2 separate regions of the Mus musculus genome follow, and region 2 is linked to region 1. The links are chromatin loops, found by intact Hi-C in ENCODE. Cell type or tissue: left cerebral cortex. All regions are shown on one strand. Each heading gives the region's core, and the rest is flanking DNA. Links, peaks and the distances in the headings are about the cores only.

The links. Peaks named below come from ENCODE experiments on the same cell type or tissue, not always from the same donor. Only the 100,000 strongest peaks of a DNase experiment are listed, where the experiment ranks them.
Region 2: a loop joins it to region 1, with 19 times the contacts of the local background. A loop is called at or near these places in 6 of 42 quality-filtered maps.

What each region holds. Positions count from the first base shown.
Region 1 is chr3:156,555,972-156,565,140 of GRCm38, reverse strand. It overlaps Negr1 (neuronal growth regulator 1), which reads right to left and starts at 3,347. Exons shown (of 7, transcript NM_001039094.3): 1 at 2,789-3,347. The coding sequence starts at 2,946. 4930570G19Rik (RIKEN cDNA 4930570G19 gene) reads left to right here and starts at 3,454. Exons shown (of 4, transcript NR_040399.1): 1 at 3,454-3,665. In left cerebral cortex, for the core only: CTCF peaks have their summits at 1,012, 1,525 and 3,131; DNase peaks (open chromatin) are centred at 4,783, 4,986, 5,143, 5,532 and 7 more places; H3K4me3 peaks cover 5,349 bases; H3K27ac peaks cover 4,842 bases.
Region 2 is chr3:154,646,091-154,655,259 of GRCm38, reverse strand. No RefSeq gene overlaps it. Among named protein-coding and RNA genes, the nearest start is that of Tyw3, 54 kb to the right of the region's middle. In left cerebral cortex, for the core only: CTCF peaks have their summits at 2,048 (motif pointing left) and 8,355 (motif pointing left); DNase peaks (open chromatin) are centred at 3,688, 7,992, 8,067, 8,275 and 2 more places; H3K4me3 peaks cover 833 bases; H3K27ac peaks cover 1,603 bases.

The sequences.
Region 1 (9,169 bases), core at 789-8,788:
AAGGTGACAGACAGCAGGAAGTGGCAGGATGGGTTTCCTTTGTGTCACAGCTCCACTCAAGGGAAGGCTTAGGTTGTTTGCTATTCTTTTCGTAAACACTGGACTCCATGGCACTTTGAAGACAGAAGTGGACCAGCTGACCTTTGACCTGGCCCTTCATTCACAGTCAGGAGCACCTCCATCCCTAACTGGCATGTCTGCACCTCCAGGGTTTAGCACTCCAAGATACTTGCTAACAGTTATCTCTCTACTCTCAATGAGATGCTTTAAGGATTGTGCTGTAATAATAATAAAAAAGACAGTAGATTGTCATATCGACCTGGTAAGTGCTTTCTTAGGGATTCAATTCACACACTTTGATAAGGATGGGCCACATGTTTGTGGGGTATAGTTTTGTTTTTCTAGTGAGTTACAGGATAGCATCAGCAATAAATTGAATATATATATCCTGATGGATTTACTTCCAGTGAAAGGGTGTCCCCTGAGCTGGCCACCATCTGCTCTTCCCCAAGCCCACCTGTATCAGCCCATGAGCAAAGTCAATACCTGAGGCTGAGGAAGTCACAGGAAACTGAAAGCAATGGTCAAGTTTTTAATGAACATGCAATCTTCTATAAATAAATGATAAAATTGTCCCTAGATCTTGGGGGATCAAAAAGTTCAATAATTAGAGAATTTCTATAGGATTGTAAAATTGATGTAAAAGAATAAAGCAGATAGAATTTGCTTCCAGTGACAAAGACGATATTTAAAATATAGACAATATCACTGGGAAGTTTCGAGAGTCGAGAGTTCTCTAAAATGCTACAAAGCTCGAGGTTCGTCATACAAGGATGAGGTCTGAAGCCTGTAAGCAAGCAAGAAGCACACCAAACTCAGCACTGTAAGAATGCTCCCCACAAGCCTGGAGATCTACACTGTCAGAGTGAAGGTCTCCTGGAAGCAGAGCAGGCTCCCGATAGATACTTCCGTTGACCGTAACACTTATTAAACTGCTCATTACGAAGGGGATTGCCAAGATTTATCACCACAATGTGAGTGAGAGATCAAATCCTTCAGGCTGAAAACGGTAATGCTTGCCATATTTTAGCCATTTGCTACTGCAAACACACGCACATTTCAGTTTCTGTAACTGAGCTTGCCTCCAAAGCTGATGATCAAACTTACAAAGAAACTAAGAACATGAGTAAAAAGGTATTCAATTCTCAGCTGCTCCATGATAAAGCACGCCTCACCCTTGTCCAAAATGAAAAGTTATTCTTCTATACTGTAGCAGAAATGCATTACTTTTGTGTTCTCCGACACTTAACAAGAATAATATATTCTTAAAATAAGGTATTAGCATATATTAAAATTGTCCTGTGTAATTGGCCTCAAAAACAATTAAAAAGCTTTAAGTCATGCCTGAAACCTACATCCTTAAATTTAAAACGTTGCCTGTTTCAACCATAAATAAGCATTCTTCCCCACCTTAGACATGCATGTATTATACTGGCTCCCTGTAATCTGTACTCAAAAGCAAACTACCACCCAGTGGAGAGAGTGAAGATCTTCCAGGGATATTGGCAAAGCAAGCCAGGTTTTTTTTTTTGGGGGGGGGAGGCAGGGGGACAGTGTAGGTGGGTCTATGGGAAGTGAAGAGCAAGGCAGGGCAGGGAGCCCTGTTTAGCGCTAAGCTTGACTGGTCATCAATTTATATCCAATGGGAAAGGAAATCTTCCCCTGGGCATACTTGGTAGTGTGGCTTCTGAGGAAAACAGGCTAGGGAGACCTTTCACCGACAAACACTCTGTTCATGCTCAGCTCAGTGAAAATAGGGGAAGACAAGAGGCAAAACTACAGACAGAAGAGAAAGGGAAGTGTGTGTTGGGGGTTGGGGGGTGCACGTGTGGAGTGAGTGTGGAGTGTGCATCCTTTAAACACTGGGGGGGGGGGTTCTGAGTGTGAATCATTTCTCACAGGAGGGAAGTGCCAGTGTATGAGAGGATGGGAGAGCTGAGAGGGAGTGTGCTCATAAAATCGAGATTTATGGGATCTGAATATGGTACTGGACCTTGAGTGTGGGTGTGACAGAAAAGTGCATGGGAGGCAAAGCTGGAGACAGATGATGGTCTGGGAGGGGAAGACAAGGGCTATGGTGAGGACCGGAAATTAGTGGAAAGGGAAATCTGGAAAAACAGGGAGAATAAGGAATGACAGGAACTAAGGTGTGAGGGAAACACTGGGAACACTATAGCATAGGAGTAAACCAGAGACTGGAGGCAATAGGGGTGACTGAAGAGGGAGTTGGAGAAATGGGATAGGGGACAGAGGAAGAGGGAAACACAGAAGGAAAGCAGCTACAGGAGGGGGAAAAAAGCTGAATGGAATATTTGGATCTTACTGTTCAAGTGAGAGGGAAAATAAATGGAGCACAGAGCCAGCAGTTGAGAAAAGTCGCTTACGGAGTGAAGCAGAAACAAGCCCTGTAAACTTGTCAGACTCCTGGAGTACCGCTGGCAGCAGAGCGGAGACCTGGCTCCAAAGTGGCACCTGCCCCTCCTTCAAGCCCCACACTTCCTAAGCCCGGGCTGCTTGGAAAGCGCTTTTCCCTCTCTCCCTAATCCAGCCAGACCCCTGCCCCGGGGTCCGAGAAGCCCAGGAAGGGTCATGCGTGGCTAGCCTGAGGTGTGGTGTTTTTGCTCGTGAGCAACAGCAGGATTCACTCTGGGTGTAAAGCAAGGTGCAGAGAGGGAAAGGGACGGAAAGACAGACTGAGGCAAGTGTAGAGAGGGCGCGCGGTCCCTACCTGAGCACCGCTGTGTCACCTTTCCTCACCAGCATGTTGTCCACGGCCGCCCAAGGGAAGTCCACGCTCTGCCCGGCCGGGAGGCAAGAGCACAGGCTCAGAAGCACCGCCGCCAGCCACTGGTTCGAGCAACAAGCGCCCTGCGCCAGGAGCACCATGTCCGTGCCTGCCAGGCTGCTCGCTCTCCGGCAGCGTCGGCTCCCACCCCCTGCTGCTGGCGAGGCTGCCCGATAACCAGGCGGCGCGCCACACGAGATTTTTTTTCCTCTTTTCCTTTTTCTGAGTGGGTGGGTGGGTTTCTTCTCTTTCTCGCCCCCTCCCTAGTTGTCGGGCGTAGTTTCCCTCTTTCCCCGGCCTCGCCTCCTTTCTGCTCCTCTGCAGCTTGCCTTCCCTCCCTCCCCTCCCGCCCCCTGGCACCGCGCTCCACCTCCTTCGGGGCGCCCGGCCGCGTCCGGAGCGTGGCTAATCCCTGGCGGCCGCACACCGTCCTGCGAGGCTGCGAGCAGAGCGCGGGAGGCGGCGCAGGCAGCGCGGGGCGCAGCAGCGGCCGGCGGCCCCCGGGCTCGCGCGCGTTGCCAAGCGGCCGTTTCCGTAGCAACCCCGCCCAGGGATGGAGGACCAGGCAGGGAGGGGGGCCGGAGAAGCGAAAGAGATAGATCAAAAAGAGGAAAGAAGAGGGACTGGGAAGCTAGGGCGACTGAGGATACGCCGAGGTCTAGTCCGGCTTGGCAGCGCGAACTAGAGAGCTTTGCGAGCCGCGGGGCTGGGAAGTCAGGGCATAAGGGCCAGGCCTGCCCTCTGGTGCTTTCGGCTCCTCGGGCCCCCGACTTTAAAGTGCTCAAGTTGGGGTCGGCGCCATCATGACGCCTGAGACTGAGTGAGTTGGCTTTTTTTGTTGTTGTCTTGTATTTTTTTTTTAATCCTGACTAGCTAATAGCGCTGTTAATAAACTGCCAGTTAGCTCTCTCTTCTCTCTCTTCCTCTCCTCTCCTCTCCTCTCCTCTCCTCTCCCCTCCCCTCCCCTCCCCTCCCCTCCCCTCCCCTCCCCTCCCCTCTCCTCTCCTCTCCTCTCCTCTCCTCTCCTCTCCTCTCCTCTCCTCTCCTCTCTTCTCTCCCCTTCCTGTTTCCTTCCCTCCGTTCCTTATTTTTCCTTTAGTGGGGGTATTTCTTTTCACCCTCTCTTGGAGATAAGCAGGGATTGTGGCGGCGCTGCTGCTTTACGGGGACAGTATAGTGATTCGGGCATGCCGACCGAAAGCTAGTGCGTGTGTGAGTCCGCCTGTGCGTACTGGAGAACGCCTGCCCTTCTCTGTGCGTCTTGATACTAACTTGCGCATGAGTGTGTGTGCGCGTGTGGTGTCAGCACAGAGTGTCCACTTGTGAGAGGGAGATGGAGTGTGCAGGGCGCGTGCTGGGCCCGGGAGCGCGCGACACGCAGGCGCAACGGGAGGGATGGGCGGGCCTTACTGGGATGCAGAGTTGGAGGAGGCTGCAATCAGTGTTTTAATTGTGTGGAGCTAGGCGGTCCTGTTATGTAAGAGGCAGTTTAACCCATTTGAGCCTACTGGGCGGAAGGCTTGCGCATTCGGTTGAAGCCAAGGCATTCCTCGGCTTTAAAGAGTCCCAGTTGTATTTTTTTTTTTCACCGCCTCCCAGTTGGGGTGGACCTGCATCCTTTGAGCAGTAACCTCAACCCCTCAAGGGGCAAGCAGTGTCCCGCGGATCTGCTAGCCTACGCCCAGGTCAGGGCAAAACAGGGTACAAGGCACGGGGGTCACCCCATAGTCCACTCTTCCCCCCCCCCCACCCCCTTTCTGGCACTCATTTTCAACCCTAAGATCCTAGAGGTCTTCCAGGCGATTTGCAAATCAATGAGAGAATCTGAATCCAGAACAGCGATTCCAGTGCCCATGAGGAGTTTGGGAAGCTGGTGGTTAGAAATAACTTACCCTCACCACTTGGTTTCCCCCACCTTCCGCCTGTAGCGGTATTTACAAAACACATTCGTCTTTCACTGGTGCTCATTTGAACTCCTTTATTTATTTATTTATTTATTTATTTATTTATTTATTTTATTCTTTTATTTTTTTCTGAACGCCAGCAGGGCCCCGCGGCAGAGCGCACTGAAGCAAGGATCTCTGCAGGGGTCAGCATCCGGCTTCCTCCCCAGACTGAGCTCTTGATGAGGCAGGCAGGAGTCATAGATGTTGGTGGTACCCAAGGTGGCTTTTTATTTTTTATTTTTATTTATCACGTTGTCTAAGGATAGATGGGGTAGGGCCAGCAATTCACATCACCCGGGACCACCCAGACTGACTATCCAGGAGCCTCTAAGCAACATCACCACCCTGCAGAAGATTCCCTGCGAGGCTCAGCAATTAACGGAGAGGTTTGCAGCAGGAGCTACTGATGTGATTAGTATTCAGGCTTAATTCTCAGAACCCGCTCGGGAATTGAAAGTGCGGTAGTATTCAGCCGCATTTCGAAACATCAATAAAATGTTAGTCATTTGCGGATGAATGAAAACATTTTTCTTTACCGTCTGCTGTGCTAGGGAAATTATTGTCAAATGGCAGCCTCCCACTAATATTGATGCCAGATACCTAAAGCTCTCCTCTTGTGTACTTCATTTAACATTCTTGGCAGTGCACTCTGGATAAAGCTTAAAATTATCTAGGACAAACGAGGTATTAGAAGGCTTGACTTCCCACTACGTGGCCAACTAGTTCCATGCGGTATTATTTCGCTATCGATAAACTAGACGCCAATGAAAAGAGGCAGAAGCCTCAGTTTCTGGCATTGAGCCAAAGTTTAAGGATATTGTATGCAGGGATGGAAGAGCCAGCGCCTTCAGAGTACAAGCCACTGAAAGACATCCTTTCCTAACTGCTTTCCCCAGAGACTAACTAACATCTTCAGCAGTGGTAGTGGGGGGTGTTGGATAGGATGGGGGGATTCTGTGGCCAGGGAGTGAGCTCTACAGCAATTTTAATATGTACAACAACCCTTCAGGCTCCTAGACCGAAACTGGAGCCACTTCTATTTAAAGGCAATGAGTTTCCTTTCCTCTTTCTGGTTTCTATCTGGGCTTCTAGTCGATGATCAGAAAATACTTAACTCTTACAGAACCAATGTAAGCAAAAGAGAAGCCAAGGTGATAAATGTTGCGATCTTAGAGTTTATTTGTAAGTATGTCACAATTAAGGAATGCATGTCAGGCAGTTGCTCTAGCCCAGTGCTTTTATGCTGCCCTCTGATTAAACAGGGAAATGGGAAATAAGTTTATCCTCATGTTATTGCAGGCTTACCATTTGACCCTTCTGAGGGTTCACATCTGAGGGTATTTTTCAGGTTTCCTAGCATTTGCTTCTGAGGCCTCTGAATTCTTCCCAGTAGAGATATAAACTCTGGAATTCTTTGCTCCTGTTGAGGAAACTATAGAGTAAAACCATGTAAGAAAATGAAAATGGTAGAAAACCCTACCTGTAGAATAGAAGGCCACACTGTCTTCAAATGGATGGTGACTACCTGAGAGGATGTCATGGGATGGTACCCAGGTCAGATATCATGGGGTGTCTTACTTTGTAAGCATGCATTTCGCTGTTTCTAAACCTCAAGTTCCTCCATATAAAGAATTGAAAGTACCAATATGGAGTTGATGTGGAACAGCCATGTAGAGCCAAGTAGTGATGGTAGATACTTGTCCATCGGTTTACACTGATTTTTCCTCTTACCTATGGCCTATGTTTTTAAACACTCCGTGGTATATTGGAAAGGAGACTGTTATGTCTTTAGAATTTTCATTTAAGGTTTGGTGGTGCAAATGAGATCGATATTATGAAAATATAGGGCAGAAAAATCTTAGGCAGGACAGGACCTAGCATCCACTTGAAAGCCCTGAGAGTAAGAGTATATTGTAGTTCTTGAAGGCATCAGTCAGAGCACTGTCCAACCAGGCTAAGGGTCTCTCACTTGCACAGTGATTCATTTTGAGTTAAATAGGCTTAAGTTTGATGGATTTTCAAGTCATTGTGAAACATTAAAAACAAACCAACAGAACCACCACCCTTAGGGAATTATTAGAGATTCTCAGCCTAGCCCCCTTAAAAATTTGGAAACAGGCAACTAGGATTGCTTTGGTAAATGCTCACTCAGTAGCACTGCAACCTCAGTAGGTAAAAGTTAACAGCACCAGGACTTAGCCACTGTGCTATTATTCACTGACATTGCTAAATATCCTGCCTCACAGAAGCAAACCATTGCAAGTTAAGAACTGACCATTCAGTCAGAGGTCATAAGTATAGACATTTGTGTATGAACCCCCTGCCCCCCCACACACACGCACTTGAGAGTGCGCACACACACTGATGAGGCAGTGCTGTGGCCCACACCCATACTGCCTTGAAGTTTACAGAGACAGAAGTACTCCTCATCTAGCAGATTCTTGGCCCTGATTCCTTGAGGAGATCCAGTTAGATGAATGGAAGGGGGGTAATAATTAGCCCCAACTGAACTCCTTATCATGTCCCTCGTGTACTGTGCTGTGGCCATACACTGTGGCCAGCTCTTCTTAGTGTGTGCTATGTGTGCTTTCCCCACGTGTGGTTCTTTGCTAATGGCTATGGTGAAGGAGGTGAAGGGGAGGGACCTCTTAGATTTAGATCAGAGTTAAAATGACAAGTCTCAGCTTTAAGTAATTAACTGCCTTCCAGGAAGAGGTGCCTCTGTGCCCGTCTTTCTTACATTAGACCTACAGGGTAGGCAGACTGAGAAATGAATATCAAATAAAAGGGAGGGGAGTTATTGGCTAGTGGTGGTGTCATTCCATCTAAGCAGTGAGTCACAGCAGCACAGAGGTCTCTGAGCTGCTAGGGTGGGTGGGGATGGTGCCCAAGTTGTTCCCCAAAGTTCCCCACATTCCAGAGAGATGCCACAAATGTAATCTAAGAACTTCAACTGGGAATCATCTAAGTATGAGAGAAAAAACATTCTCAAACACTAAAATCTTTATTCTTTTTTGCTTGTAAGATGAGAGATTTAACTACATTTCATTGCATATTTTCATGGGTTATAAGCAATAACTTTCATGTAATAATCTTAATGATCCTTTTCACTTTCAAAAGTTTGTAGGAGCATCTGGTATATGAATTAAAACAGAAACATCAAATTTGATGTTTTCAATTATATGGTGAAAAACTAATAATGTTATATTCCCAAATAAGTATACCATTTTATTGTTCTATTTCATAATTTGTCAAAAGTTCTTACTCAATATAAACATGTTTATTTTGTGCATTTACTGTCTTTATAACTACCTCCTTCTTCCTTTGTTCTTTGACACTTTCTCTGTCTTTCGTGTCTGTGAAAGAGGGCTGCTTACTTTGTAAACTTACGGCATTTTGACTGGAATTGGCAGCTTTCATTTGGAATAATTATTACTCCTAATTTTGTAAAAGAGAAACATGAAAACCATCGATAATTAAATAGGTTAAAAAGTCAAAAGGAATTCTAGAAACCTCTGAACTGTTGTAACTCTTGCTGTGTGGATTATGATGCTCATAAAAAAGTGAAGACTAGAGGAAAGTGCCCATGTCTGAAATTTAACAAACTATATGAAAACCTTTCAGAATTTACAATAGCCTACCAGATTTGTTACACTGTTTTCTTTTGTTCTGAAAACAATCACTTTAAGAAACATACTAAAGGAAACTTTAATAAAGCATTGGGCTGTGTATACACTTCTATACATATTGTAGAGAGAGTCACCTGCTCCCAAACACCCCCCAAGAACTCTATCTGTATCACCTCCATTAGTTTACTCAAAATAGCAGAGTTCCTCAGCTCCTGGTCCTGAGGGTGTTCATTCTGCTGCCAGCATCTTTGCTGTTTCCTCTTCTACAGCATCCAGGTCTCCAGCCTGTGGATCTTTCCACCAGCCTTCAGGCTGAGTCTTTTCCCATCAGCTGATCCTCTCTAAAAAACTCGGGGACACAATCCTCAGTCTCTCATGATCCTATACCAAGTCAGTTGGCAACAAGACTAAAATATCACTGCTAATAAATACTGGGCATGGTAACCAAGTTGGGGCCCGGATACCTTCTCATTTAAAGTCATAAGCCTATCCCCATGAAGAGAGTTATGGTGTAGTGTGTACATTAAATGATGTAATAATACAGGGTCTGGAAAACAAAGCTAAACAAATACACCAGGGTACGTTTCAACAATGGTGCACGAAAGTTCAACAGATAGTGCTCAGATCATCGAATATCAGTTGACCTTTATCTGACAGTGTACTAAAATAAAATAAACTCAAATAGATGAAATATCTAAAGACAGGATCGGAACCCATCTTTGTTCCTTGGTACTCACTTTGAAGACGAT
Region 2 (9,169 bases), core at 578-8,577, 1.9 Mb after region 1:
CCAATCTCTAGCATTCGTGAGAGCAAGAAGGGAATGCCATGTTCCACTGCTTCTTCTTTGGTGTTTTCCTCTTCACTGGTAACAGCCACTCGGATTCTGGGGATGCGAATTGTGGTTAGAGGCTTATCTAACTGTGCAAAGCTGTCACTACTAAAAGCTCCCAGCCGTGCGCCAAATGGTTGGTCAGACAGAGCTGCTGGCAAGAGAGGTTCAGATGAGGTCAGGTTCACACCACTGGAAAGGGAAGCAGCGGGACTTGGTGGCTTTTGTAGTCTGCCGTGTTCTACTAGTACCCAGCAGTAGAGGCTGCGTTCTGAGCCGCGAGGCAAAGGACAAAAGCTGAGTGGTTAGAACCACTCAACTTAGAACAAGACCCGTGCTGCCGTGCGCAGCAGTGTGGAGAAGCCTCGGAACGAGGAGAGGGGAAGCGTAGAGTGGTCTGTGGAACTCTCATCTAAAAGGGAGTAGACAAGTAACACAGGACAAAATCCCAAAGGGGAGATGGGAGTCGGGGTGGCGGTGGGGGTCAGCGTGTATAGCCAGCCACAGACAGCAGAAGCCCCTCTACTCGTCCAGCTTGCTTGGTCTCGTGACTTCGAACTCAGACTTGAGTAGTTGCATATGTGAGGTGTCATAAGTTCTGAAAATTGTTTTCAGAGATCACACTGCACAGAACCGACATAAGCAGAGGTCAGAAGTTCTCTCTCCCCTGCTTGGTCCCTATGTAAACACAAGTCCCAGCCATGCGTGTTGCTATGGAGATGTAACCTGTGTCCCCAGCATTGACCTAGCTAGTGTTGGCATGGCGAGAGACTTTTATAAATAACAACGTCTGAGTGAAAACTACATGTGTCACTACTGGGGACACTCTTCAGCAGTCCCTGGAATTCTCTCTCTCTCTCTCTCTCTCTCTCTCTCTCTCTCTCTCTCTCTCTCTCTCTCTCTCTCTCTCTCTCCCTCTCTCCCCTCCCCCTCTCTCTAGGTGTGTCTTTGTAAATACAGCCAGCAGGATGAGATGAGCGATGAACAGCCCTTGCTGCTGAAAGTCATCAGATTTTCTGTCAGTCATCACAGAGAAGCTGGCCTGAGGTGATTCACAGCTGTGGAGCGGCTACCTGATTTTAAGGGTCATCAAATTTTGGTAAATTAGTCTTTCCTGCAGGAAGCTATTACTTGCTGTTCTTGGTTTAAAATAGTCTTGTTTCCCGAGAACATTTGACTTGAGGTAATATAAAAAATATTATACTAAGGTACTCTCTCCCCTGATCTTTTATAGTTCACTTTTGACAACCCAGAAGGAATCCAGAGACTGCAGGAGGAGGCACAGATGCCCGAGTGATGGGATAACCAGGCCAGTGTTACAGAGACCATCAGGAGAGAGACTCCGAGCCTCCTGTGATTTGAGCCACCCCTCTCCAATCAACTGGTTAAAGGGAAAGCTGATGGTTAGAATAGAGAGGACAGGATCAAAGCCATCCAGTTATTTTGGAGGATGGTGACCAGATACCTAGAATTTGGGGGAGGACCCATCTCAAAGGAATCAGCAGGAGACTGTGGGTTAAAAAGATCCAGAGTCGGGTGGAATTCTGTGGCTATCCCTCCTCCTATCCCTCCTCTGCCTCCCGCTCTGCCTCCCCTGCTGAAGAGCCACTCTTTATTCTCAGGCCGACTAAACTGAAGGCCTTCAATCACCAAAAAGAACAAGGACAGTGGCAAGGAGTGTTTCAAAGAGACTGTCCAGATTTCTGGGGGGACAGACATGGGCCTCATCATCGAAGCTAATAAATTCTACCTCCGTGGCCCTATGAAGGATGGTAGTAATGACCCGAAAAAACAATGCTGGTGCACAACGAGGGCCAGGCTCTGTGCCAAACGCTTTAAATGTCAGGTCTCATCTTAAACTCAAATACTATCATTTTCAGCTTTTTTACAGAGAATGATTCTGAGAAGCAGGGAATTGAAGCACTTTGCCTGAAGTCACACACACAGCTAAGTCAGGACCCCCGCCTTGGTTGGCCGTCAGCCCCGGTGTTACACTGCCCCCTGCAGGGTGGTTAGGGAGGAACAACTTAGGACCAGGGTGGCAGCTGAGACGGCAAACCTAAACCTAACGCCTCCTGTGTCCTAACAGGCATCTCAGCTAATTCTTGGTTCCTCTGCGGGGATGTTATGTTCGGGGTACGCTTGAAATAGACGGGGCTTGAAAGGGTTAATGGCTGACCAACCTAGAAGACAGCGTGAGATACTAGCCAGGGCACTGCACGTTCAGCCAGTGGTGGCTGCCTAGGAAGCAAGTTGCTTCTAATCGAGCCTCAGAAAAGGATTCTCACATATGAGATATCAAGGTATCTGAGTAAATATCGGTTCACATGGTAAACAGATGTTTGTTTCAGCCATCTTGGGAACTATGTGTAGAGTCGTTCAGTGACACGGTGACTGTGTAACCATGGCCCATCACCCCCAGTCCGTTCTCTCACTGGTCATGATGGCCACTCTACAAACGCTTCTGCTTTGTGGACACCGTCTTTTGGGCATACCCACCCTGTGGAGTCTGTGTCACCATCTGTTCACACTGACAGTGAGCTGAGCCTCGGGTGGGCTTGCGTTGAACACATGTCAGCTACACGCTAAGGTACCTGTCACTGGCATCTCCATGTTGAAAGCCGGGGTCTTCAAGCTGCACATTCTGCAAGCCTCCTTGTTTGCTTTAAGGCGAGGCAAAAGGCTACTTCTTCCTCTGGGCACATGGGTGTGGGGACCAGGAGAAGCAGATGAGTTTGAAAGTCTCTCCAGTGGAGCCCATACCCTCATCTCACTCCAGCTCCTTGAGCACACCCACATCTTCTTTCTATCACAGCCTAGCAGCCCTGATCAGCCGCTGAATATCATCCCATGTGACTGTCACCTCTGCAGGCTGTCCCAGCTATTAGAGTATCGGCTGGGAGTGTGTGTTCGGTCCACATGGACTATGACACAAACAGTGAGTGCCCTTTACAGCCATAAGATGACAGAGCAGCCTTTGGGACACACTCAGCCCTGTGTGGAGATTACATAGAAAATTTACTCCCAGGCATGACAGTCAATGCTCCTAGACAAAAGGGCTGTCTGTGAACTCGCAGTACTGAGCACGGTATGGTTTGTTAACATGGCAAATCCTGGGAGGATCATTCCACAGAAGAGACCTCTGACAAGGCTGTGAGTGTCTAGTCAGGCTCCACAGGACTATGAAAAGCATCTGCAGGGGTAGGTGTCTAAAGTATTCTAAATAGAAGTCGGGGGACAGTGGCAGCCCCAGAAGAAGGAGACCTGTATGCCCCACTGAAAAGAGGCTACAGGTGTTTGAATCGTCCCTCTTCTTCCATCTTCACATTTGGAAGCCTTATGTGCCAAAGCAGGAAGACACGGGAAGTCTAAATGCCAGCGAAGGGCTCACTTGAGGGTTTTGTTTGGTTCGCTGTAGTTTCTGCTAAGCCTCCGTTGTAAGGTGGGTCTGATCTGATCTGGAAAGCTTTTCTTCTTCTTTACAGTATCAAGCAAGAAGTCAAATGCCAAAGCTGGAAAAGCAGAAGGTGCTGGAGGGCGATGTCTTCCCACACAGCCATCAAAGTTGGCTGCACTTCAGCTGCTGACAGTCTTCTAGAAATACCTTCTAAGACTAACACATCTTCTCCTTTTTACAAAGAAGCTGAAAATCCAGATGGTTTGGGTGAAACATTCTAATTTTTACAACACTATACAGGGCAAACAAAAAATATCCCTGGTCAGAATTTTGTCTGCTGCCTCCAACTAGCAAAACCACGTGACAGAACTCTGCTGTTCTGACTGCGGACGGGAAAGGGGTGGGTGAAGCTCAAGCTTCCGCCATGTCTCCATGGAGAACGGGAGGCCGGTGTTGGGTGATGGAAGATGAAGAAAAGTAGACAGAGAGGCTCTGCTAAGAGTGTGGGAAGTTAGACCACAGTGACATTCTTTCCTGCAGTGCTCTGAGGAAACGGCAGGATCAGGTCCTAAGCACTGCAGAGATGGTGCTGTGGCCCTCTCTCCACTGAAAAGCCAAGGCTGGGTGAAGCACTCCTTGGGCAACAGGAGCCTCTGTGGTGAGGACGCTTTCCCTAGCGGGTACAAGGAGTCTCTTGGGATCCGGAAGCAGGAAATCCATTCTTGGGAAGGAGCAGAGACCTACGAATTGCAGCTTTCCTCCGCCCCAGGAAAAGTCACCCTGCTATACAATTTCAAGTCTATTTTCCTGACAAAGATGTAACATTTGGCACACCTGTGACATCAACCGTGTTCTCAGATGCACCTCCTGGCAGCTCGTTTATGGGGATTTTAATTTTATCACAGGTTTAGTTGTACAACAAAGCATTAGAAGCCCCAAAACAATGACAGGCACAAAATAATGGTGTTTCACCCAGTGGAAAATAGAGGTTCTCTCTCTCCATTCCCCTCCCCATCTCTCTCCAAGTGCTCTCAGCCAAGTCCTCTACTCCCTCACTCTTCTCTTCTCTTCTCTTCTCTTCTCTTCTCTTCTCTTCTCTTCTCTTTTCTTCTCTTCTCTTCTTTCTCTCTCTCTCCCCCCTCTCTCTCTCTCTCTCTCTCTCTCTCTCTCTCTGCTGTTCTCTCAACTCCCCTCCCCATGCCCTGAATCAACTCTATTCTATACTTTAAAAAAAAGAGAAAGGAAGGAGGGAGGGAGGGAGGGAGGGAGGAGAGGAGAGGAGAGGAGAGGAGAGGAGAGGAGAGGAGAGGAGAGGAGAGGAGAGGAGAGGAGAGGAGAGGAGAGGAGAGGAGAGGAGAGGAGAGGAGAGGTTTATAATTTGAAGGAAAAGGATAGAATAACACCTACAGAGCAAGTGTCAGGCTTTCTAAGATGGGAAGGACGATGATGGGCAACCCTCACACATAGTTTTGTTTTTTGTTTTTTGTTTTTTTTTAATGTAACAAATGTTCAACACACTTGGTTATTCAAAGGAATTCATCAACAAAGAGACCCAGCCCTGTGATAAAGTGACTGCTGATTCAGAACAGACAGTGTCTAGACTAAGCTGCCTCTGTGCACAGATGCAGGTCAAACCAGGTCACACCCAGCCCTTGTTCTATGCAGATGCGGACAGTGTGGGAAGAGAGCCCAGGACACCTAAGGGATGAGTCCTTCTTCCCAGCACTGTCTGAGCTCAGTGGGTTGCCGGCTTCCATACATGTCTTGGGGGCAGACCAGACCTGAGACACTGTGTGCTAATGAGTGTGAACTTGAGAATATGTATCAGGCTGTCAATCATTTCTCAAATTTAGGACCACTGCACAGGCTGATAATTAGCCTGAATAAAGCTAAGTTGATGTTTTCAGTTGCTCCAGGCAAGTCAGGCAAGCTACCAAGAATTAGCATCAGTGGCCTGGAGTTAAAAGCCGCATCCGATTCCCCTGCCCTGTGTAATGACAGATCCCGGGCTTTGCTTTTTCCTGGTTCTTTGAGCAGCCGGCCATGGTGGAGCTCATTACTGCAAAAGGAAGAGCAACCTGTATTAATAAAGCCAACTTATTTGGGGGGAATTGACAGGATCCGTGTCGATAAAGTATCTGATTACAGATAAAATGCCAATGTGCAAGGCGGCCCCACCATCCGGTGGACCCTGTGCATGTGCGATCTATCTCACCGTCGGGACCTCCTGGGAGAAAATTAATTCTGCTCCGGACGGAACATCAAACAACAGTGCTGGTCATGTTGTCAGGAAACGGAGCTACTTGTCAGCCGTGAGCAGGACGTTTGACCAGCGTGTTTAGTAGCTGAATATAGAGTCAGTTCAACAGCCAAGGAAATAATGAATGCTCGTAGAAGCACAGGAAGACAATCTCTAAAAGCCACAGTTCCTTGCATGGATTTCTAATATCCCCTCAGTGTTTGCATTCGGATCCCAGCTTGAACAGTGCAGGGGAGGGGTTGCAAAGCTTAATTTCCTACACTGTTTGGCTTCTTTTATTAGCAAATACTTCACATATAACCCATACAAAACCCTAAGTCTGAATGGAAGGAAACGTTAAGAAGGATTCAATGGTGTGGACTCTTGCTAGATTCACGTCTATCAGTGTAAACTAAATAAAATTGGGCCTATTTTATTTCCCCGTTTTTTTGTTTTTTTTTTTTTTACCCAGCCAGCAAGAAGTTCACTGGAATTAACAGCTCTCTCAAAGCCCGTGCCGGCCAAAAGGTGTGCCTGCAGCACCACACACATCCGCAGCCTAAGTCCACTTATTCCTTAAATAGAAACTGAAAGACACAGTAAAACTTACAAGTCTGTGCATATATTGAAATAACCTTAGATTACAGACCACTGCTGGTGCACAGTACACACTTTAATTTCAATTTTCTCAGTGAATATTTACCAGGTTTACTCAAGGCAAGGCTGTCTTCCAAATCTGGAGTGACCCTGCAGTAGATGGGCCTCATTTGCCTGTACCTGAAAGGCCTAAGAGGTGTTTCATCTGATGAAACATCACTGAACGTCTTCAAGAGGATCTTTTCACTGGGAATCTGTGGGTCCACTGGTCCTAGGATTCTTAAACACACTAAGTCTAACAGCCCCCTCTTCTGCAATGACCTCTGAGCCTTAGATTTGGGGGTGTTTTGAAGAAGTAGCCATGGGACTAGGCTCTCGATTTTTATGTGAAGTGCTTAGTACCGCCTGTGTAACATGATTGGCGAGCTAGGCAAGGTGCCCTCGCTCTTCTCTACAAAAGCAAAGTGAAAGCTGTCAGAATCAAACAGATGCCTCTCCCGACCCTGACAACACAGAGTGGATGAACCCCGGAGGCTGTGCAGGAAAGGATCTAAGGCATGGCTGCCTGCCGGAAACCATCAGGAAAGACTCTGCCAGGACTACTCTCCCCACATAGAAGCCACCACAGCCTTCACAAACAGTACCACTCTGGGGACACCTGCCCAGGAGCTAGCAGTTCCCCTTCTGCCGGAGGTGTCCTGCTGCTAACCCCTTCAGCCAGGGTGATTGCTTCATAACATCTGGTAGATCCTCTTTAGTTTTGTCTTTTTAAAATCTTCCCTTCCTACTGGAGGTGCACGGTTGGTAGAGAAGTTGTCCTTGCTTGCAGCCCTAAGTTAAGTCAGGAAACCGGACTATGGAGATACAACCAGAGACCCACAGTTGAGAGGTAGAGTCAGAGAGATGAGAAGTTCAGGGTCATCTCGGTTACATAGTGAGCTTTAGGCCAGCCTGGGCTACATCAAACCCTGCCTCCCCCAAAAGAAAAAGGGGTGAGGGAAAGAACGAGTTAAGGAGACAGAAGGATGATGTAGGGGAGTAATGGATGGGAGCAAAGAAGTAGAAAAGACAACTACAAAACAATGTATCCTGGCCTCAACAATTTGAATGTGCCCACAGTTCACTGTGACACATGAAACTCCCGTTGGGTGTTTTCCCCAAATAAGTATTGCTATTCTTTGCGTAATCTGTTTTTATCTGTGTTGCTATGTCTAATATTATCTCATGCTAATGAAGTATTTTAAGAACAAAGCTGGCTTAAAGGCGCTGTCTCTCATGATACCCTTTGCTGAAGGACTCATGTTCAAATGTAGACAAACTTCGAGCAGAGCACATCCAGCCCTGGCCACACAGGCAGCGCCCGCAGGCAGGCATGCCCTGCACCGTTAGCTGTCAGGACAACTTCTGCTTCACTTCCCTGAGCTGCGGGGACTGTGAGCCCCATCACTTTCTCTCCTCGAGAATTATCCCCCCCCCCACCCATATCTCATGCATCAAAGACTATCTGTCAACCCAGGCCACTCCTTTTTTACTTGCTTCTCTGTCTTCACTGGTTCTCAGTTTGTGAAAGTGTCACCGGGTCGCGTTCACAGTGATGTGTGGTGGAACGTTTTTTGCCCGGGTTCTAGTTTTCGGAACTTGCGCCAGCTGGCAAAGAAGGCGCACTGCGTTCAGAGCCTTGCTTATCCCCTCAGTGTTCCAGCTCAGTCACAAACGGGGGTCTGCGTTTTGCTTGCGAGGAGCTGCTTGTGTGGTGTGTGGCTGTAGCTGCTATGGTGCCATTACCGTCCCGAAGTGTTGATTTCACGACTCACATTTCGCCCCTGTTCCTAACTTGATGCCCTAGCTTATATTTTCATTTCACTCCAATCATTTTTTAAAGTTGAGGTCTTCCATTTTACTTTAGCAAATTTCGGTTGGAACGCTGCGATCGAAAAAAGAAAACGCTTATAGAAAAGCTGAAGGTTAAATCAGCTTTCTTCTGTAAACAGTGCCTAAATTATCATCTCCTCCCTTAACAGCCCAATTAGTGAGTTACAACAAAAATCACAAAGCTGGGGAGATTTAAAACGTGAGGCTAGTGCGCCACCTGCTGGTAATAAATAAAGATTTTTTTTTTTTTTTTTTTTTTTGTTAGCAAGCCACAAAAGCTACACCAGACCATGTCACCCTCCTTTAAACCTGTCTTTCATGAATATCTGGTTTGATTCAGACCCTGAAATGGCACCGAAATACTTGAGAGTGGCCACTCCTCATCCTTACATTCAAGAGTCATCGCTTCGCCCCGGGCTACCTTGCCAGCAGAGTCTTGCCCAACATCCGCAAGGGCCCACACGGGACTCCCCACGGGATCCTAAGACCTCTGGTGAGTGGAACACAGCGCCTGCCCCAATCCAATCGTGCGGAACTTGAGACTGCGGTACATAGGGAAGCAGGCTACCCGGGCCTGATCTGGGGCACAAGTCCCTTCCGCTCGACTCGAGCCCCGGGCTTCCTTGCCAGCAGAGTCTTGCCCAACACCCGCAAGGGCCCACACAGGACTCCCCACGGGACCCTAAGACCTCCGGTGAGTGGAACACAGCGCCTGCCCCAATCCAATCGCGCGGAACTTGAGACTGCAGTACATAGGGAAGCAGGCTACCCGGGCTTGATCTGGGGCACAAACCCCTTCCACTCCACTCGAGCCCCGGCTACCTTGCCAGCTGAGTCGCCTGACACCCGCAAGGGCCCACACAGGATTCCACACGTGATCCTAAGACCTCTAGTGAGTGGGACACAACTTCTGCCAGGAGTCTGGTTCGAACACCAGATATCTGGGTACCTGCCTTGCAAGAAGAGAGCTTGCCTGCAGAGAATACTCTGCCCACTGAAACTAAGGAGAGTGCTACCCTCCA